2 separate regions of the Homo sapiens genome follow, and region 2 is linked to region 1. A link is a loop called in an ENCODE intact Hi-C map of the cell type or tissue named here. Cell type or tissue: PC-9. All regions are shown on one strand. Links, peaks and the distances in the headings refer to the core of each region. The heading gives the core; the rest is flanking DNA. Region 1 overlaps PUM2 (pumilio RNA binding family member 2). Region 2 overlaps LAPTM4A (lysosomal protein transmembrane 4 alpha).

What was found. Peaks named below come from ENCODE experiments on the same cell type or tissue, not always from the same donor. Only the 100,000 strongest peaks of a DNase experiment are listed, where the experiment ranks them.
Region 2: a loop joins it to region 1, with 3.0 times the contacts of the local background. A loop is called at or near these places in 1 of 110 quality-filtered maps.

Annotation. Positions count from the first base shown.
Region 1 is chr2:20,285,890-20,297,060 of GRCh38, reverse strand. PUM2 (pumilio RNA binding family member 2) reads left to right here. Exons shown (of 21, transcript NM_015317.5): 9 at 2,543-2,685; 10 at 6,271-6,409. It also overlaps the pseudogene LOC100421404. Among named protein-coding and RNA genes, the nearest start is that of PUM2, 59 kb to the left of the region's middle. In PC-9, for the core only: CTCF peaks have their summits at 5,647 and 5,851 (motif pointing right); DNase peaks (open chromatin) are centred at 5,850 and 7,840; H3K27ac peaks cover 3,604 bases.
Region 2 is chr2:20,035,583-20,046,753 of GRCh38, reverse strand. LAPTM4A (lysosomal protein transmembrane 4 alpha) reads left to right here. Exons shown (of 7, transcript NM_014713.5): 2 at 5,743-5,863; 3 at 9,140-9,216; 4 at 9,316-9,438. Among named protein-coding and RNA genes, the nearest start is that of LAPTM4A, 10 kb to the left of the region's middle. In PC-9, for the core only: no CTCF peak of the experiment used is centred there; DNase peaks (open chromatin) are centred at 5,813 and 6,093; H3K27ac peaks cover 2,013 bases.

The DNA of each region.
Region 1 (11,171 bases), core at 1,378-9,377:
AAAGAACGTACTAAAAACTGCCCAGCCTGAGACTACCACCCAGAATCTGAAATAAAAGCCAAAGCTGGCCAGGTGCAGTGGCTCACACCTGTAATCCTAGCTCTTTGGGATGCCGAAGCGCCTGGCCTGGGTGACAGAGTGAGACTGTCTAAAAATGAAAACAACAACAAAAAAGCTGTATTTATTGTCTGTGTAAGTAAGGAAAAGTTGTGTGCTGATCAGGCACAGTCTTATTTGAACAAAGCGATTTGCTGATCTTAGTTGGGGTTCTTGGGAAGAGTTTGTTTTAGGTTGAGGTGGCTACAAAGACAGAAATGAGTTAGTCTGAGGCATTGTTTATATTGATTATACAGGCAAGAATAGGTTGATATCTGCCTTAGAATTTTGTTTATTGGAATGAGTCTGCTAATGGGCTGACTTTCAAAACTTGAGGCTGTCCCTGTTGTTTTTGGGGGGGCTGGGGGGGCTTTGAGCGATATCTTGACTGAAATATTGTCACTAATCAGTTTGAAACCCACTTCTGACAGTCAGTATTTTCCTAGGAGACTGACTTTTTTTTTTTTTTTGAGACAGAGTCTCGCTCTGTTGCCCAGGCTGGAGTGCAGTGGCACGATCTCGGCTCACTGCAAGCTCCGCCTCCCGGGTTCACACCATTCTCCTGCCTCAGCCTCCCGAGTAGCTGGGACTACAGGCGCCCACCACCACGCCTGGCTAATTTTTTGTATTTTTCGTAGAGACGGGGTTTCACTGTGTTAGCCAGGATGGTCTCCATCTCCTGACCTTGTGATCCGCCTGCCTCGGCCTCCCAAAGTGCTGGGATTACAGGCGTGAGCCACCGCGCCCGGCCAAGACTGATTTTTAAAGTCAAGATCTTGTTTTAAAAAACGGGGAAGAAATTTCAGATTTATATTTGATATCTTAGCTACGACAATGAAACTAAGCTGTCATTAGCTTTTGGTGTGGACTTGGATGTGATTCTATAAGGATGTGAGCTTTTCTGGTGCCATTTAACTGGATGTTACTATGTAAAGTGTTGGTATAATACAGAGAACCACTAAACTGTGGGTCTGATAGAAGTAACTTGAAGAGGTCATTTAGTTTGTGTATAAGCATTCTATGTATTTTGGACTTAAGTTTTCTAGGACCAGCATTGTCCAGTAGAAATACAATGTGAGCCAGAAAATGTAGTTTAAGATTTTGTAGTAGTCACAATATAAAAGTAAAAAGCAATAAAATTAATTTCAATAATACTCTTTAATTTGTCCCAACATATCCAAAATATAATAATTTCAGCATGTTAATAAATTCAGGCTCCTGGCTAGGTTGGATGAGTTTCTAGGTAGATGTTATGAATAGAGTTTACAAAACTTATATTTTTTATAATATATCCTTTCATTTTTACAATGTGTCCTTTTTATTTTATTTTTACGATGTATCCTTTTCATTGTTTTATTTTTACGGTGTACCCTTTTTATTATTTTTACAATGTATCTTTTTATTGTTTTATTTTTACAATGTACCCTTTTTTTGGTAAACTCTATTCGGTGTTTTAATAGTCCTCATTTCAGGTTCAGCTTACCTGGCTATCTGTAGAAATAAAAGCTTTTTATTTTAGTGATTCAGTCAAATATACTGGGCTTTTTTCCCCTTTGAATGCAACGTGAAACCGAGAGTTTGACTTTTAAAAATACATTAATACAAATAAAGATGTCCTAAAATTCCACTGATAACATTTTAGGACATGTTTGTTATGTAAGTCAGGAATCATGACATTTTATTCATTACTTTAATGGTGAAGCTTATTGTGCATAAAACTATTTACTTTCTAGGAATCAAATATTATCTTGAATAAAGTAGACTAGAGCAGGAACAATTTATTCTTATTTTCCTAGTTTCCCTTCTATTTTTCTTTCTGCTTATATTATCTAGTGCTTTCTTGTCTTGACTCAGTTTCATTTTCCTAACCACATAAATGCTGACGTCTCATTTGTTTTCTTATAATTTGCAGTTGTTCTGTGAGAATCGTGACTGAAATATGAAAAATATTTTAAAATTTAAGGTTTTCAACTCAAATACCATTGTAGCATGCTTGGTACCAGAATGTTCCCCAGTTTTGTGTTATAGATTGGAAAGTAAAATATTTTAAAAGTATCTTGTAATCCATCTCAGTAGTCAAAATTCTCTGAGAGAAACGATGAATGAGCATTTAAAAAATCTTAGTTTTATGGAATCTGTGTTCCCTGAATATATTATCTGTATAGTGTCAGACCCAAAAATTGGCATTCATTAAATGTTGAATAGATGGTTAAGTGTCCTATCAGTTTATTGGTAGCCTTGAGGTTGGATTCCTTGAGGATGGATTCTCATCTTTTCCCTTTAAGACCATTGCTGTCACCCATCAATACTTTGTCTTTTATTATAAAGACATGTTCTTCTCTAAGTCTTCTTCCTGCCCCCTTTTATAATCTGATGATAGGTAGCTAACCTCATGTCTATGTAAAATCTAGTAACTTTTTATTCGGGGGTCGGGTGTGGGGTTTAGGTCCAGCAGTGGTTCCACCTCAGTATTACGGCGTTCCATGGGGGGTGTATCCAGCCAACTTATTTCAGCAGCAAGCTGCAGCTGCGGCAAATAACACAGCCAGTCAGCAAGCAGCATCACAAGCTCAGCCTGGACAGCAACAGGTAGGCCTTCCTTCTATTAAGTAATACCAAGTATTCTTTGAAATTCTTTGAGCTCCTAATGTTTAAGATTTGTGTTTTTCGACTTACGTTTCCTCACTGTGTAACACGACTCCTGGCATACAGTTGATACGCAAGTATTTATGCATGGGATTTTATTTTTCCTAATCAGTATTATATGAATTTAAAAGATTTGGTTATATTCAGTTTCTGTGTTTCTGTTATTTTGCGATCTTGAAATCTCTAGCAGTTTCTAAATTTCTTTTCATCACTTCATGTTAGTGTGTTAATAATGTTCCTATCAAAATAATTATTCCTTCATATTTTTCCAGGTATTTAAATTACAATTTTAAATGTTAATGTGTTTCTGACCAGTAAAAAGGGATTAGTAGGTATTTTTTATTTTTAAGCAAGAAATGATAAAATATTTTCACTAAAGGTTAGCTTTAATTTCTGGAAAAAGAAAGATGTTTATATCTTTAAAATTTTGAGCCTTTTTCAAAAGAACTAACTTGATAAATCTAAAAACACTATAATAAATAACAGAATTCTGACTGTCACATTCATTGTATTTATACCGAAGAAGCACCATGGTATTGCTTACTTGGCAGTTAAACTTTATTCTGAATTTCCTTTAATATATTTTATTTTTTATTTTATTTTATTTTTATTTTTAGCAGTCTTACTCTGTCACCTAGGCTGGAGTGTAGTGGCACGATCTTGGCTCACTGCAACTTCCACCCCAGGTTCAAGTGACTCTTATACCTCAGTCTTCCAAGTAGCTGGGATTACAGGTGTGCACCACCACACCCAGCTAATTTTTTCTATTTTTATTAGAGACGGGGTTTCACCATGTTGGCCAGGCTGGTCTTGAACTCCTGGCCTCAAGTAATCCACCCACCTCGACCTTTCAAAGTGCCGGAATTATAGGCGTGAGCCACCGCTCTCGGGTAATATATTTTGATTCTACATAGATGCTCTGTTGAAGCTGTTTTTGGCTCAGTCCTTTGACATCATATCACTTCATTGTTTAATAAATTATTTTGTAATCTGTATGTTTGGACAAATGTAATGTCACATTAGCTTAAAATATACACACCTGTGTTTGATGCTTACTTACAGAGAAGGACTTACGACTCCCACTTGTCCTGAGTTGTTTAAAATTAATGATTAAATTTATCATGCTTATGTATGATTGCTACAACAGCTATGTATTGCGGAATAGTAAACCTTGACCAGACTAAGTTTTCACCTTGTTTTGATATATAATCCTGTGTTCTTTTAAAAATATGTTTAAAAGCAGCTTTTACTCTTATTAAGGCTTCTGAATCCTGAAAACTTGGTTTGGTCTGCATCAGTCTCGTAACAAATTCGAATTTATTTGCCGAATCTTTCCGTATTTCCTTTTTCAGCCTTAGTGTTGTTTTGTTTTGTTTTGTTTTGTTTTTTTTGAGATGGAGTTTTGCTCTTGTTGCCCAGACTGGAGTGCAATGGAGTGATCTCAGCTCACCACAACCTCTGCCTCCCGGCAGCAATTCTCTTGCCTCAGCCTCCCAAGTAGCTGGGATGACAGGCACGTGCCATCATGCCTGGCTAATTTTGTATTTTTAATAGAGAACAGGGTTTCTCCATGTTGGTCAGGCTGGTCTTGAACTCCCGACCTCAGGTGATCCGCCTGCCTTGGCCTCCCAAAGTGCTGGGATTACAGGTGTGAGCCACTGCGCCCAGCCTAGAAAATAATTTTAATAAAATCTAATTTTAGGCCGGGTGCAGTGGATCACTTGAGGTCAGGAGTTAGAGACCAGCCTGGCCAAAATGGTGAAACCCCGTCTCTACTAAATACAAAAACTTAGCCAAGCGTGGTGGCGTGCGCCTGTTGTCCTAGCTACTGGGGAGGCTGAGGTGGGAGAAGCACTTGAATCCAGGAGGTAGAGGTTGCAGTGAGCTGAGATCATGCCATTGCACTCCAGCCTGTGTGATAGAGCGAGACTTCGTCTCAGAAAAAAATCTAATTTTAAAGTCTTAAGATTTTGCCATTCCTCCTACTCCCAAACAAATCTTTGGGGAAAAAAAAAAAAAAAACTACCAACTGTCAGCCATGGGCCTGACGGCGCTAAGCTCTGGGGCTCCGTGCACTGACGTGGGGCCAGCCACAGGGAGGCGGGGATCAAGTAGCGGAGGCCAGGATTTTGGCCACCTCCCGGGCAAGTTGCAGGGCAGTGGCGCCGGGAGCAAAAGCAGCATGATGCAGCTCATGCACCTGGAGTCCTTTTATGAAAAAACCTCCTCCTGGGCTTATCAAGGAAGATGACACTAAGCCAGAAGACTGCATACCAGATGTACCAGGCAATGAACATGCCAGGGAATTTCTGGCTCACACACCAACTAAAGGACTTTGGATGCCACTGGAGAAAGAAGTCAAAGTTAAGCACTTACTTTTCATTGGATTGCTTCATAATTTCTTGGTGATGGAAAATTCATTCCTAAAGCAACAAGATTAAAGGATGCTTGGGTTGGCGTTGCAAACGGTATGGTCACCAAATGGGCGACAAACAATGCCCTTTCTTTATCAAAGGTAACTGAAAGAGCAGTTCAGAGTAGCACATGAAGATCCCATATATGGCAGCATGTGAGGCAATAAAAGACATGAAAAGGATGTAAGGATACAGCAGTTAAAACAGTTATTGGAGGATTCTATCTTGGATGAAGATGGGAGCAGCTCCAGTTCCTCTGAAGTAAAGAGAAACACAAGAAAAAGAAGAGGAAAGAAAAGGAAGAAAGAAAAGAAAAAGAAGAAAAAATGGAAGTACAAATCTTCCAAGTCAAATGAGAGTTCTGACTAAGGGTGACGAGGACTTGACTTGTTCAACATTCTCTTCTCAAGAATTAAACACTGTAGCCAAGGAACAGAGGAATATGCAGTCGGTCGGATAAAGTACCAGAATAGAGACGCCGAGCGAGGAGGATATGTGGGTCACAGCAGTGAGCTCCCACCTGCCTTCCAGTGAAGATGTGACCCCAGGAGAAGTATCTCCTTCCATGTACTAGCTCTGGACAGAGGCTGACTTTAGGCAGGAAAGTTTCTTCGATGTTGTCCTCCCTGCTGGTCACATGAGTTTACCATTCATTCTTTTGAAATGTCTTCCACAAGGTGGCAGGACTGAGGGAATCTCTAAGGCATGTCTTCCAGGCCCTGCCACAGCTTGTGCCTTCCACAGTGTGGACTCAGTTCCAGCAGATGTCAGGCTGGAGTCTTCTCTGTTGTTGAGAATAATAAAAGCTCATTATTATTATTATTATTTTTTAAACTACTTTGTTAAAGAGCACAGATATTAGAAATAGTTTTTAACCAAAGATTTTCTGTAACCTCCATGTTGCTTTATAGATTGTTCTAGCTGTTAAGAGCTAGTGATTGTGTTTTTGATGTTAATGTATTTTGTGATTTTTCATGCTAAATCTACATTTCCTTGCATGTAAATGTTTAAAAAATATCCAAAGGCTGTTTGTAATAAATACACAGTTGTCCAAGATAAATTTACTTATCTATTATTTTATATTGATTTTAAGAAAATCATTTTACCTTTGTAGGTTCTCCGTGCTGGAGCAGGTCAGCGTCCTCTTACTCCCAATCAGGGTCAGCAAGGGCAGCAAGCAGAATCACTTGCGGCAGCTGCAGCAGCAAATCCAACATTGGCTTTTGGTCAGGGTCTTGCTACTGGCATGCCAGGTATACAATTGGTCATTTGTGGAAATTTGAATAGATTTCAGATGTTAAGTGTAGGTACTCACACTGAAGAGTGAAAAAAATCAAACTGTATTTAAAATCTTGCCTACCTTGTAACAAAATATTTAGAACTCAGATGCTAATAATTGAAATCAGTATTGATTGTGAGACTCAACGACAGGAATGGTAAATTGAGACTCAACGACAGGAATGGTAAATATGTATCAGAATTCTCAACACAGCCATTTTTTTATAGCATCTATCTAATCCTAACCCAGAATTTTTAATATATTGCTTCAAGAAGTAAAACAGTTATTGAGAGTTGGTATGCAAGACAATCTATTTGCCACTCCTGCTTTATAAGAATAATCTTTTAGTTAATAGCAGAAGTTTGCCGCTAATGTTTCTTACTTTGAACCCTGTTTAATCTTGTTTAGCCCATTTATAGCGTTTAAAACTATTATTTATAACTTAATAGCAACAGTGTCGATAATGTGTCTTTGAAAGCCTAGTATAAAAAATTACAGTATAAAATTTCTACCCATTGCTACTGTACAACTTTTGGGAAAGGGCAACAAAGTACTTTTTTGTGAAATGATCACTAATAATAATGGAGGAAGAACGGTTGTTTTCTAAGTAAAAAAAATGCAGCATTTGTTTTTAAACTTTAAAGCTATATTTGAATATCAGTAGATAAGGCATAACTTGCCATTCTCTTTTGGAGATTTAAGTATGCTTTTTTTCACTTTTGGTATATCAGTGGTTGTCCGTATATGGGTTACTTACTAATGATATTTGAGTTCCAATTTCCATTTAATCATAATGCAGTTTACTTTTCTATTCAGATCATTTAGGAAATGTGTTCAGTGTATTGGAAAAAATAATGACTTGCATGATTGAGAGTTTCTTTTATATATTAAGTACTTGTAAATACTTTGGTTTGTTGTTTGAAGGATTTCTATTTCAATTACATTTATTCTTTCTCTCTGGAATTTTAAGATCTGAATTTATCATCTTGTCTGGTTCACGGGATAAAGAGATTTTCATCCTGCTGTCCCTGAAGTAGAAATGATAGTAGAGTGGGTGGCATTCTCATTATTTTATTTTTTATACCCCAGCCATATATTTTTGCTTCCTGGACTCTACTGTCATGGAGTCATTGTGGATTAGAGACCTTGGCAAAAGCAGACTTTTGAGAAATGGACTGTGAAGCTGAAGTTGTTTTAGGCACATGGACGTTGGGCTGAAAAGTGAGCTGGGAGTTTTTGAGGGCCACTGAGACTATTTTGGGTTCTTCTTAGGTTTTAGCTATATGTAGAACGGAGAGAGGAGTTATGGAGTACAACAATTTTTCCTGCTTAACTAGTTTCTCTGTGGAACCTGGAATTAAGAAGAGTGCCTCTGGCCTGCATGTGTTTGCTGTGTCCTGTAACTCATTGATCCTCCTAGGCTCTTGATGCTGGCCCTATTACTCATTTCTTAGGCACGTGCCACCACACCCAACTTTTTTTTTTCTTTTGTATTTTTAGTAGAGACGGGGCTTCACCATATTGGCCGGCTGGTCTTGAACTCCTGACCTCATGATCCACCCACCTTGGCCTCCCAAAGTGCTGGGATTACAGATGTGAGCCACCACGCCCAGCCACACAACATGTCTTAAAGTGGATTACTTAATCTTTTGAGCCACAACTTTTTAGCCTTTTTAGAAATACAAACGAAAAAACCACTCTCATAAGAAGGGCCTTACTAGGATTTGTATTTGTATGTTTCAGTGACTTTTGGGCTGTTCACATGATCCCCTCACACTAAAACTTTCTTTGATGCCTTCTTTACTTCATTGTGCCCAGACTATGATGATGAAATAATTCTCATTTTCCATATCCAAATAGTTACATAGTTATAAAGCTAATGTGTATACTAAAAAGGGCTCACTTGAGAAAATCGATGTTCCTTCAGGCCTCATACTTTAGCTCTTCTTTCTAGCTTTCTTCAGTACTTTATCAGATCCCTAGTTACTGTTCTATTCTTAACTCTTCTGCTTTATATCCTGTGTGCTATTGTTTTTCCGTCTTGAATCTTTAGTCTTTCCCTCTCCCAATCCTTCCTTTCAACCCCACTGTGCTATTCTGCCTGTTCATCCTAAAAAGCTTTATCTCTGCTCTGCTTCCCTCATGGACTATTTGTCAAAATTTATACTCTATCCCATAACTTTTAAATTCTGCCTCTATAATTCCTTTGCAGTATCTCTAATATAACTTAGTGACAGTTACAAAGTATAATTTCCTCTGTATCTTTTTTTATGCTCAGTTTGTTGCAGTTCACCCTGTTGACTGTGTCCAACTCTTTGTAACTCTTTTCTGCGGAGTGGTATTTCACTCATAGCCTTTTCACCTCTCATTGCTTTTTTATCAGTCTCTGCTTCCTCTATGTATATCCTTAAATATAAAAGACAGTCTGGCTTAATGGCTGCCTTCTTCAGAGTCAGATTTGCTGTATTTCCACCACATAGCTATTGTTTAACCGTGCCCAAGTTATTTTCCTTTTTGAATTTTCGTTTCAGATAGGAAAAGTGGAGATACTTTAGACTTATTCCTCAGGAGAGTATATTTGCATTAATCCTTTCAACTATTATCCCTGTGAATTTACATCTGCATCTTGGATTCTTTTCTGAACACCTAATACATGTCTGTCCTTATACCAGACATTTCTACTTTTATGTTGCAGGCACTCCTCAAATTGAAAATGTCAGAAAATGAACTCACATTTCCAAATTTTCCTGTCTACTGTTTACCTTGTTTCACTTTACTTTCTCTAGAACTAGAAACTCTTGGCTGCAACTTCAAAGTTACCTTTAACTATTGGTTTTCTTCTGTGCCTCCACATCCAATAACTTGCCAATTCTCTACCATTCTGTCTCATGGTCATTTTTATTTTTATGGAGACAGTGTCTGTGTTGCGAGACTGGTCTTGAACTCCTGGCCTCAAGCAATTTTCCTGCCTTGGCCTCCCAAAGTGCTGAGATTATGGGCCTACCAAATCTCTCAACTTCCTTCATAGTCCTGTGCTTTAATGCACTAGACCATATACTGTTACCCAAACATACCATGCACTTCTATGCCTCTAGTCCTAGCTCATGTTCTTTTTTTTTCTAGCTTAAAATACCCCTTTATAAATTTTAAACAAAATTGGTGTATATAGTTCTTGCTTTTTAAAATTTCAGCCCATAAACATTTTGTGATTAACTATCCTTCTCATCTTTTAATATGGTCCCTTTCATGAAGCTTTCCTCAATCTTTCCCAGTGCTCATTCATTGATAATTACTCCCTTGTCTGCTCTCTTTGGTATATTACTTGCATCTTCTTTTAGTACTTCTGTGTGCCTTGCATTTCATTTAGCTATTTGTGGTTTATTTTCACCATTCTACAACTCTTATTTTAATGTGGTCGTAGATGGGAAATGTCTTAGAGAGTTTTGTTTCTCTGAAGGGAAGTTGTTAGATCTATGTCATATGTTAAAGTAAATGGCATTTTAGAATTAAGAAGGGGTGTGTTTCCTCCTGTGCTAGATTGCATAATTCTTGAGTACGAGGACCATGTTTTTTTGTTTTTGTTTTTCAATTCCCCATGTCTTGTCTTCATTCTTCCCTACGTCGTTTTTTTTTCCTTTTCCCACTCTTCATACATTCATCTAACCAGTCACAGACTTTCTCAGTAGCAAAAAGATAATTCAGATGAGATCAGGCACGATCAGGGTTGTATGGCCATAGACAAAAAGAATGGAAATTAGCAACTTTTGAACAGAATTACAGTGAAAATGCTGCATATTTAAACTTGTGGATTAGAACAAAAACATAGCATAGAGAATATATAGGTTTTAATGATTACATTAGAAAATTAGGCTGGAAATGAATGAGTTAAGCATTTATCCAGAAACTCTAAAAAAAAGAGAGAGAATAAAACCAAAGAATGTAGAAGGAAGCAAATAATAAAAATAGGAGCTGATATGAATGAAAAGTAATAAACAAAATAATTATCCCGGAAATTACTTTGAAGACAATGAAGTTGACCACCTCTTTGAAAAGACAATAAAGTTGATAACCTCAGAGACTCATCAAAACAGAGAAGGCATAAATAACCAATAACAGGAAAAGTAATCATTAGCTATTAGGAACAATCTCATGTTAGTAAATTAGAAAATGTTGACTAGATAAATTATGATGTCCATCTTTATCATAAATAGAAATTCTGTTCTTATAATTCTTAGGCCAAAAAATAAGGGGAATCCTTGACTACTTTTTACCTCACATCCCACGTCTAATTTCAGCAAATCTCTAGGGTTCTCCGAATTCAACTACCTTTCTACTGTCACTTCTATTTTGACTTGGTCCTCATTACTTCTCCTCTGGATTAGCTTTCCATCTGGCTTCTCACATCTTCTTGTCCCTCTTTTCTCCCCTATGGAGTCCTCTCTCTACATAGTAACTTGGGTGTAAGAAAAGTCGAAGTAATTCACTCCTCTCCTCAAAACTCTAATGGTTTCCTGCCTGAAGTCAGAGTAAAAGCTCAAGTTATTAACAGTGACCTGTAAGGATCTGGCCCCTTGTTGCCTGTCTTACTCTTTGCTCCGTCTCTCTTTCAGTCGTACTGGCTTACTTTCTGTGTCTTCTATTTGGAGATGCCTTCCTACAGATATCTGCTTGACTAGTTCTCCCAGTTTCTTTAGATTTTTCCTCATATGTCATCTTGTTATGGAGATTCTTCATGA
Region 2 (11,171 bases), core at 2,490-10,489, 250 kb after region 1:
ATATAATATATATTTATATATAGATATATAATATATAAATATATATAAAACATATAAAAATATATATACACACACACATACATACATATATATATTAGCGGGGCATGGTGTGGTGGTGCATGCCTGTAGTCCCAGCTACAGGGGAGGCTGAAGTGGGAGGATCACTTGAGCCGGGGAGGCAGAGGTTGCAGTGAGCCTAGATCGCAGTAACTACTCTCCATCCTGGGTGACAGAATGAGACCCTGTCTCAAAATAAAATGTGTGTGATGGCTAACTTATTAATTAAAACATTTGAGGTGTTCATTACACATTTGTTGAATGAATGTCTCCTCCAAAAAATATTGTGAATACTCAGTTGTATCTGCATGTAACAGTAAACAACAACAAAAAACTTTTTTTTTTTAAATTATACTGTAAGTTCTAGGGTACATGTCCACAGCGTGCAGGTTTGTTGCATAGGTATACATGTGCCATGTTGGTTTGCTGCACCCATCAACTCATCATTTACATTAGTTATTTCTCCTAATGCTATCCCTCCCCCAGCCCGCCACCCGCTGACAGGCCCTGGTGTAGGTGTGTGATGTTCCCCACCCTGTGTCCAAGTGTTCTCATTGTTCAGTTCCCACCTATGAGTGAGAACATGCGGTGTTTGGTTTTCTGTCCTTGTAATAGTTTGCTGAGAATGATGGTTTCCAGCTTCATCCATGTCCCTGCAAAGGACATGAACTAATCCTTTTTTATGGCTAAAAAACGTTTTAAAGATAGTCAATTTTGATCTTTATCAGATAACAGGCTTTGCTTAGTTCTGTAGATTGACCCTCCTGTGGGTGCTTTCTCTGCATGGGAAGCCCTTATCTGGATGCCTCCTTAAACCAGACACACTGTTTTAATTATTATCTCAGTAGATACTGGCTCTGGGCAAATTACTGTGGGAAAACTGAAAAATGATTTTTTTTTTAAAGTCTCCAGAGAATCTTCTGGAATAGGTGTGGCAGTGAAAGAAGAAAACAAAGAATTCCTCTCTTCAGGCCCTGTGCTTCCATGGATCTGATACAGTTATTTTGTAACAAGTCAAATCTAACAGATTTCTTATTGTACACACTTACATAAGATGTAGAAGCTTTCAAAAACAATGCACACCACCTGATTTGACTGATTAAATTTACAGTACTGTTAACACATTGAGTGGTGAATCCGCAGCCCATGCTGCTAAAATATTGCTGCATTCTATACCTCTCCATATTGCCAAGTTTAGAAGTTAATAATTTAATCTTTTTTTTTTTTTTTTAAAGAGATGGGGTCTTGCTATGTTGCCTGTGCTGGTGTGCAATGGCATGATTATAGCACACTGCAGCCTTGAACTGGGCTCAAACAATCCTCCCACCTCAGGCACCTGACCAGCTGGGACTACAGGCACACACCACTGTCCCCAGCTTAATCATTCTTTTTAAATTACATTTTTATTAACTTTCTTTCCTGAATACAGTGAAAGGAAAAAGTGAATCAGGAATAAATATTTGTAATAGTTAGTACATAGTTGGATATTTTCAGAGAAATTTTGTATTGTAAGATTACAGTTAATTTTATGTATTTTTTGAAAAGCTAAACATGTAATTTAGAAATATCAACTTTAATCAGAGATAAGTTGCCAGGGCTTACATGTGAGCACAAGGTAGGCGTTCGTTGGTGAATATCTTTAAGATCAAAGGATGCCAGGAGCGGTGGCTCGTGCCTGTCATCCTAGCACTTTAGGAGGCCAATGCAGTAGGATCACTTGAGGCCAGGAGTTCAAGACCAGACTGGACAACATAGTGAGACTCCATCTCTACAAAAAAAATTTTTTTAAGTCACAAGGATGGGTTTTCCAGTGTAATACTTTAAGATGTAAGTTGGGGTTCTAATGAAATGATGTGATCTAATGGAATATAATTAACTCAAAGAAGATTTGGAAAAAGCTTTTAATGAAGTAGCATTGAAATTTATTTCACTGTTTCTTGGTCCTTCTGATTGGCCCTACGATTTATTTTGTTTAATATTTAGTGGTATGACCCACAGTGAAATTAAACTTGAAGTGTCTCTAGTACTAAAAGAAGATAATAGTGGATGAGCGTGTGACTTATCCATGGAAGAGAAGAAAAGTGAAGAGTTCTTTTGTTTTTTAAGAGACAGACTTAGTATTGTTGCCTAGGCTGGTCTCCAGAGCTCAGGCGATCCTTCCCACCTCAGCCTCCCAAGTAGCTGGGACTATAGGTGTGAGATTTTTAGAAATCCTTCATGTAATAAAAATATTTAAGAAGGGAAAATAGAACTCCTAAATGTTTTTGGCATGTCATTCCCTTCATTTAGTAATTGGGTTTGCATGCTTTTCTTGACAAAGGAATTTCTGTACCGCAGAGAGCTTTTTCACTGTGACTATGCTGTGTTTAGCAAAGAAGAGTTTGCCTAATTGATTTCAAACTGATTTCCATACACAGAACATATAACGTTTTAGTAGATATATCTGATAGTTCAGTAATTAATTCACCTAGTTGTATTAGCTCATACTCATACACCACACACGCTGGCCAAAACCCATTGCAGCAAATGTGGGCAACAAAAAAAATCAGCTTTCAACTGGGGAGAGCCACCTTGCAAAAGTGATTGTTCCTGGTAAGTCCTCTCAAGAATTGAAAGATATCATGCCTTGCCTCTGAACAATGCAAGGAAAGAGGCTTGCTGCTGAACATAGACAGTAAAGTCTAAACATTTTATAGCCTTAGATAATGGTTTCTTTGGGAAAGACCTTAAAATAGGAGTTACTGGGGAATGTTTATTAATAATCACGTAGTGCTGAGAAGGAGGATGTCTTAAAAACCAGACTTGTGTCCTGATTCTCCCATCTGTCAGCTCAGCAAGCTTAACACAAGTTATATAGCTTTACTGAATCTTAAGTTTCCCCATCTACACATAGGCTTTGGTAATACTTACTTCACGGGTTGTTGTGAGGAATAAGTGAAGTAATACACGTAAATACACATGTCATAAAGCATATCCTCAATAAATATTGGTTGATTCCAAATTTCATATTGTGGCATTGTTTAGATCACCTACCCTAAAATAAAACTTGATCTGCTTATCTAGCGGATGTTAGTGAAATGACTTCAGCTGATAAAAGGAAAATGCATTTCCTGTGTGTTTATCATTCAAGGTGAAACAGGAGAGAAGTATATAATAGTTTGTTTAAAATACTATCGATAGCTGGCCGACACAGTGGCTCACACCTGTAATCCCAGCACTTTGGGAGGCCAAGGCTGGTGGATCACTTGAGGTCAGGAGTTTGAGACCAGCCTGGCCAACGTGGCGAAACCCCACCTCTACTAAAAATACAAAAATTAGCCAGGCTTGAATGGTGCACGCCTGTAGTCCCAGCTACTCGGGAGGCTGAGGTGTGAGAATGGCCTGAACCCAAGAGGTGGAAGCTGCAGTAAGCCGAGATCGTGCCACTGCACTCCAGCCTGGGTGACAGAGCGAGGCTTGGTCTCAAAAAAAAAAAAAAAAAAAAAGGTCCCAGCTACTTGGGAGGCTGAGGTGTGAGAATTGCTTGAACCCAAGAGGTGGAAGCTGCAGTGAGCTGAGATTGCGCCACTGCACTCCAGCTTGGGTGACAGAGCAAGGCTTGGTCTCAAAAAAAAAAAAAGTCCCAGCTACCCCGGGGACTGAGGCAGGAGAATCGCTTGAACCCAGGAGGTGGAGGCTGCAGTGAGCCGAGATTGCGCTACTGCACTCCAGCCTGGGCGACAGAGCGAGACTCCATCTCAAAAACTAAATAAATTAAAATACTACTGATAGGAACTTAACCCTTGAAAATTCCAGATGTTCACATTTTCACAAAGGGAAGGAGGGCAAATTCTGTGAACTTTACTATGCTAGATAAGGAAGCCTAACTCCAATCCTACGTGAGATTTCTGTCTTGAGTCGTTAACAATACTCTTTCTGAGTACTTAAATGCAGTGAAGCCTCCTGGGATACCACAGGGATTGGCCAACAACTACAGGCACAACTCATTTCCTTTTAAAATGGATTTACAACCCTGGGAGACTAGGAAAATTCAGATATTATAATGGGATTTCAGCAGGCTGTTCCTCTAAAGAGCTAAACAATTTTATTCAGAAGTTGCTAGTTAATGGGAAGGGGCAGCCTCTGGCAGCTTTGTCCTCACCTCTGTTCTCTTTTGTTAGTAACTTAGATGGAAATACTGATTACATGCTGATCCTAAATTCAGGAAGTTGAGACAGTAAATCTGTAGTGTGTCAGAATCCACATCCAGAAAATCTTCATAGGCAAGAATGTAATAAGATGAAACTCAATTACAGGTATATTAAGGCCTATGCTTGGGCCTCTGAATCCAACTGTACAGGTGGGAGCTTAGCACAATCAAGTGTGAAAAAGAACTTGGTGTTTTAGGGAGTTACTCTCATGTGATATTCAGAAAATTTGTAAAGCCAATGCAGGCTGGGTGCGGTGGCTCATGCCTGTAATCACAGCATGTTGGGAGGCTAAAGCAGGAGGATCACTTGAGGCCAAGAGTTCAAGACCAGCCTAGGCAATATGGTGAGACCTTGTTTCTAACAAAAACAAAAAACCTCAGTACAACTTCAGGTTGCATTAATTGAAATTCGTTAGCCAGAATATGAGAACTGAGATCCCATTATGTTCTGACCAGGGTGACTTTACCTCATTTTAATATATGTCCATCAAACTGGAGCATGTGTAAAGAGGAAGACAAAAGGGAAATAGGTAGCTAGGAAACATGCTAGTCAGAGGAATGGCTTAAAGATCTGCATGTCTATTCTAGAGAACACAGTATTTGGAGGCTGTTTTCAGGTATTGGAGCACTTATTTAGAAGGGAGAGCACATTATCTCAAAAGGTAGATTTAAGGCCGGGCGTGGTGGCTCACGCCTGTAATACCAACACTTTGGGAGGCTAGGGCTGGGTGTATCACTTGAGGTCAGGAATTAGAGACCAGCCTGGCCAACATAGTGAAACCCCGTCTCTACTAAAAATACAAAAATCACCCGCGTATGGTCGTGGGCACCTGTAATCCCAGCTACCAGGTGGCTGAGGTGGGAGGATCACATGAGCCTAGGAAGGGGAGGCTTCAGTGAGCTGAGATTGCACCACTGCACTCCACCCTGGGCAATAGAGTGAGACTCCATATCACACACACGCACACATACACATACACACACACACACAAAAGTAAGACTAGTAGATAAGTGACTTTCAGTATCTTGGTAAGTCTCTTAAGCATTTGAGTCTAGCTCTAGAGGAAATAGTGAGTTCTCTGTCACCTGATGAGAGATGCTGTGGAGGGGTTTCGGGCATCTGATGAATAAATATAACAGATGAACAGTAACTTCTTCAAATCCAGAAATTCTGAGATTGGTATATGAATAAATAGGTAGCTTCGAACATGAACCATTTGTAATGATTCTTTAGTTTTAATTTTTTTCTGGTGTATTGGTTAAGCATCTTATCTCTCAAATGGTTAATATTACTTATACTTTATAAAATATTTATTTTTAAATTATTCTCATAGTGGTAATTGCGTATTGTTTTATCTCACAGGTAGTCTCCCACTATTTTATATCTTTGTTACTTCAAGTAAGACAATCTTAAATATGAGAGGACATCTAGAGATTGTGCTAAGATTGCGTCGTGATGGTAATTAATGTAACTGATAGAATGTTATCTTTTCCAGGTAGTAAACCTATTGATGGCAATTTTGCTGACTGTGGAAGTGACTCATCCAAACTCCATGCCAGCTGTCAACATTCAGTATGAAGTCATCGGTAATTACTATTCGTCTGAGAGAATGGCTGGTATGTGTTTAATAGAAAAACAAAAAAATCTCCCCTGCTAATTTTTATATACAGTCCTGTGTTGTTTAATGATGGGGACACATTCTGAGAAATGTCACTGGGTGATATTGTTGTGTGAACATCATAGGGTGTACTTACACAAACCTAGATAGCGTAGCCTACTATACACCTAGGCGATGTGGTAGAGACTCCTAGGCTAAAACCTGTACAGCAGGTTACTGTACCGAATACTGTAGGCAGTTATCATACAGTGGCAAATAGGTGTGTATCTAAAGATGGAAAAATATAGTAATACTGTAAATACACTATTACAGTGTTATGGAACCCTCATGATATATGCAGTCCATTGTTGACCAAAATGTTGTTGGCCCATGTCTGTCTGTCTCCACACACACTGGTTATTTAGGGGATTGATTAGATTATGCTTAAGTTACATTTCAGAAAGTTAAAATGGTTACATAATAAGGGTAACAAGTTAAATTATATTTAAGTCATTCTTGCTGAGGCAGGAAAGTATTTTGATGGGTTTTTCAGAGAGATTCAGTGAGGATTACAATAGAGCATTTCTAGCCAGAAAATGTAATGGACTATTAAGTTTTTGAGAAATGTGTAAAATGTACCTTGAAATCAAAATAAGCATGCAGGCTTCATAAGACTTTTTTTTTAATGTAGCTACTAGTAGAAAGGAGAAGTTGCTATGGTTACAATATATGTGTCCCTCCAAAATTCACATGCTGGAGCTTAACCTCCAAGGTGATGATATTAAGAGGTAGGACCCTTGGGTGGTGATTAGGCCATGAGGGCTCTACCCTTATGAATGGGATAAATGCCTTTCTTTTTTTTTGAGACAGAGTTTTGCGCTTGTTGCCCAGGCTGGAGTGCAGTGGTGCGATCTCGGCTCAGGGCAACCTCTGCCTCCTGGGTTCAAGCGATTCTCCTGCCTCAGCCTCCTGAGTAGCTGGGATTACAGGCACACACCACCACACCCGGCTAATTTTTTGTATTTTTAGAGTTACTCCATGTTGGTCAGGTTGGTCTCGAACTCCCGACCTTAGGTGATCCACCCGCCTCAGCCTCCCAAAGTGCTGGGATTACAGGCGTGCCACAGCGCCCAGCCAGCGCCCTTCATTTTTAAAATCACATTTATATTATTTATTTGTTTAAAAAAAGTTTTTTAGAGAAAAGGTCTTACTTTGTTGTCCCAACTGGAGTGCAGTGGTACAGTAATAGCTCACTGTAACCCAGAATTCCTGAGCTCAAGTGATCCTCCCACCTCAGCTGCCTGAGTAGCTAAATTTTTGTGGAGATCGGGTCTCCCTGTCTTTACCAGGCTGGTCTTGAGCTCCCGGCTTCAAGGGACCCTCCCACTTCAGCCTCCCAAAGTGCTGAGATTACAGGCATGAGCCACTGTGCCCAGCCCATAGCAGACTCTTGAAAGCCGATTATTTGAATTACAAATTTTGCTTTCAAGTTTGATAATACCTGTTTAATTTCATATTTTGTTTTTACCTGAATTCTTCTAAGTGGAAGTTTGCATGTTGTAGCAGGGAAGTCCTTTAAATTCTTAACATTTATCAATCCTGTATCCTCTAAGAAAAAAGTAAAGAGGACTATTCCTAGTTTAGTGCCAAATATTGATGAGGTTTTACTGCCCAGTGATAAATTATATATACATGCTGTGCATGGTGGCTCATGCCTGTAATCCCATCACTTTGGGAGGCCGAGGCAGGTGAATCACTTGAGGTCAGGAGTTTGAGACTAGCCTGGCTAACATGGTGAAATCCTGTCTCTATTAAAAATACAAAAATTAGCTGGGCTTGGTGGCGCAGGCCTGCAATCCTAGCTACTCTGGAGGCTGAGGCAAAAGAATCTCATGAACCTGGGAGGCAGAGGTTGCAGTGAGCTGAGATTGTGCCACTGCACTCCAGCCTGGGTGACAGTGAGATTGTCTCAAAGAAAAAAAAAAAGTTGTATATACATTTACCCAATAGGGAATATTCAGCAGTTGTTCTAGTCATTCATCATTATTAGTGCCCTCAGTATTTTTTTTCTTTTTTCATTTTTAAAACATCTTTTGTGCATACAGGGTCTTGCTATATTGCCCAGGTTGGTCTTGAACTCCTGGCCTCAAGTAATTTTCCCACCTTAGTCTCTCAGAGTACTGAGATTACAGGTGTGGGTTGCCGTGCCCATCCCCCCCAGTTTCTTAATCTCTGCCCAGACGGATCACCTGATGTTGGGAGTTTAGACCAGCCTGGCCAACATGGTGAAACCTCGTCTCTACTAGAAATACAGAAATTAGCTGGATGTGGTGGTGCTTGCCTATAATTCCAGCTACTTGGGAGGCTGAGGCAAGAGAATCACATGAACCTGGGAGGTTGAGGTTGCAGTGAGCCGAGATCGCGCCACTGCACTCTAGCCTGGGCGACAGAGCAAGACTCTGTCTCAGGAAAAGAAAGAAAAAACTGTCCAGAGTCACAGAATCAACTACAGATTTGTGCTAAGAAATTCAGTAAGTCAGGCACGGTTTAGAATTGCTTGAGATTACTTGGCTGTTTTGTGAAAAAATTAGTGAACATGGATTAATGGAGAGTTGGAACAACCTGAGGAAGAGTTGAGAAACGAAGAAGAAAGTAGTGTGTGTTAACATAGATACCAGGGTGCAGGAAGCAATGAATTTTGGTGTTTGGGAGGTTGGGTGGGGAAGTGAGGTTAATGGCGAAATTTGAATTTCAGGTTATATTTATCTAGAGCAAAGGGTAATGTATGTAGCATTCTGAGTTTAATACACTTGTCTTTTAAGCAATTGCCAGCCATTCCTTCCAGCTAAACCCTACTCATAAGACCCATCTTGTGTCATTTCTTCATATTTTTTCCTGATGCTTCAGGCAAAGCAAATTGTTTCTGCCTCTGTTGTAGCACTTGACACATTGGATTATAATGATCTGTTTGCACATCTTCAGATTCCTGGGCTCATAAGGGCACAGGGACCTGTTTCTCTAGCAGAGAATGTGGTTCATGTGCCATCCTACACCCATGTCAGTGAGTCGTTGGAGCGATTTAACAAATAAGTGCTTTGTGTGAATGTCTCAAGGTTCCTTACTTCATGCTGAGACTTTGATTTTTTTTTTTTTTTTTTACCCTCTTGGCCTTAGATCTTTTTATAGCCAATTTTGAAAATATTTAAATTTAATATTTTAAAGCTAGCTTTAAGTGAAGTTTTGTTCTTTTTGTTGTGTAAGTAGCTTAATTAGATTTTTGTTTTTGTTTTCTTAGATAATGCCTGTGTTCTTTTTGCCGTCTCTGTTCTTATGTTTATAATCAGTTCAATGCTGGTTTATGGAGCAATTTCTGTAAGTATACTGTATTTTCATCTTTTAGAGTTTGACCTTAGGGGAGCTTAGTAATTTCCTATATGTGATACAATGTTATGGTTGTTATTTTTTCTCCAGTATCAAGTGGGTTGGCTGATTCCATTCTTCTGTTACCGACTTTTTGACTTCGTCCTCAGTTGCCTGGTTGCTATTAGTTCTCTCACCTATTTGCCAAGAATCAAAGAATATCTGGATCAACTAGTAAGTGTGTATGCTCATTAAACTTATTTTTTTTTCATTTTGAGTAAAATGTTTACATTTAAATTCTGAATCAGCCTTAGGTATTATTTTTAACTACTCCGCTTGCTTTTGAAAGTGTCTTAAAATAATTATTTCTGCTCTCTTAGCTACTGTGACAAAACTGGCAAGATGAAAGTAGAGTAATTTCTTACCATCCATTTGGATAATGCAGTATTAAGAGTTCCTAGAAATGGATATTATGGAACTAGTAGTTCAGCTTTTGTTTTTGAGCATCCAAAGGTACAGTAATTTGACTGTGTATGGCACTCTTTAAGTGACTAGCTTATTGTCTTTACAGACATCTGTAGCAAGTATTCCAGTGCCTACTATGTTTTTAGCCCTTTGCTAGGCACTGTTGGTGAATGGTGTGGATATAAAGATAACTGCGAATATTACAGTTTAGCGAGCAAACTGTAATATTTGGGGAGTCAAGATACATGAAGATGTTACCTGTGATAACAAGCGGGAGCTGTCACAGCAGCAGCAAATAAGGAACTTCGATTAATGTCATATGGAGGGGGGCAGGGAAAACTCTGGGCTGGGTGGCCAAGGAGGGCGTCGTGGAGGTGGTCAGAAGGAGATATGGGATCTAGGTAGATGAAAATTGGCAGGAGTATCCTCAGTTCATTTCCAAAGTGCTGTCTTTCAGAACTTTTCTTCCCACTACCAGATTTCCTGCCTAGCCCATTTTCCACACCACCAAATTCATCATTCATTTATTCAGAAAACATTCGCTGGTTGCTCTTATGTGCAAGGCACTCTGCTAGGTCATAGAGATGCATCAGTGGAGCTTACTTCCTGGTGAAGGAATCAGGAAGTTGACAGTTAACTGATACACCATTGTAGGTTACTGTGGGAGTGGATATCACATGGGTACTAAACCTGGGCTGGGAAGTGAGATTTGAATTGTACTCAGGAGTTTGAACAGGAATTAAGATAGAGAAAGTATAGAAGACAATGTTCCAGATAAAAGAGAGACCTTGAGGCAAGAAGCAGCATAGTGAGGGCACTAGAAGCTGGCCATGGTGGCTGGCACACAGAGGGAGGGTGGGGAAGCCTGGAGAAAGGTGGCCAGGGGCAGGGCTGTTGGCCTGGTCAGCCACGGTCAGCGGCTTCTGTGTGGCTCTCTGCTCATGTCATCTCCGGGGGAGAAATTTCAAGTGGTGCCTCCCTGCCTTCTGAGTAAAACCCTTAGCATAGCATTCCCTCATGAGCTCCACCTTCTGTGTTTTTCTTTTTGTTTATAGATGAAGATCAAAAAAACAGCTTTTTTCCCAAGGAGACAACCTGGCTGGGGTTTGGGGAGTAGTGTGTTCTTAAAATTTTTTTTTTCTATTTTTTTCAGTCCTTTGGGATTTCTGTTTATGTTGCTTTTTAAATGAAAATGTAATTAGGCCTTCTTGTTGACATTTCCATTAAAAACAAGCATAACTTAAAAAAATTAAATCAGCTTTATAGAAAAGAAGATAAAAATTTATTATTCCTTTTAGAGACCCTGGTGTTTTCTCTCCTCTGTTTTGTTCACTTAGTGCCTCAGACTGGAAGGTATTTCCTCTGTTGGTTAGTTTTTAAATCTGAAATTCTTCTTTTATAACACCTTTCTCCCTGAACTTAGCTCATTGCCTTGTACACAGTCAGGGCTGATTAAGTATTTAAATGAATATAGCTGATGCTTTTCAGTAGAACAGAGTATG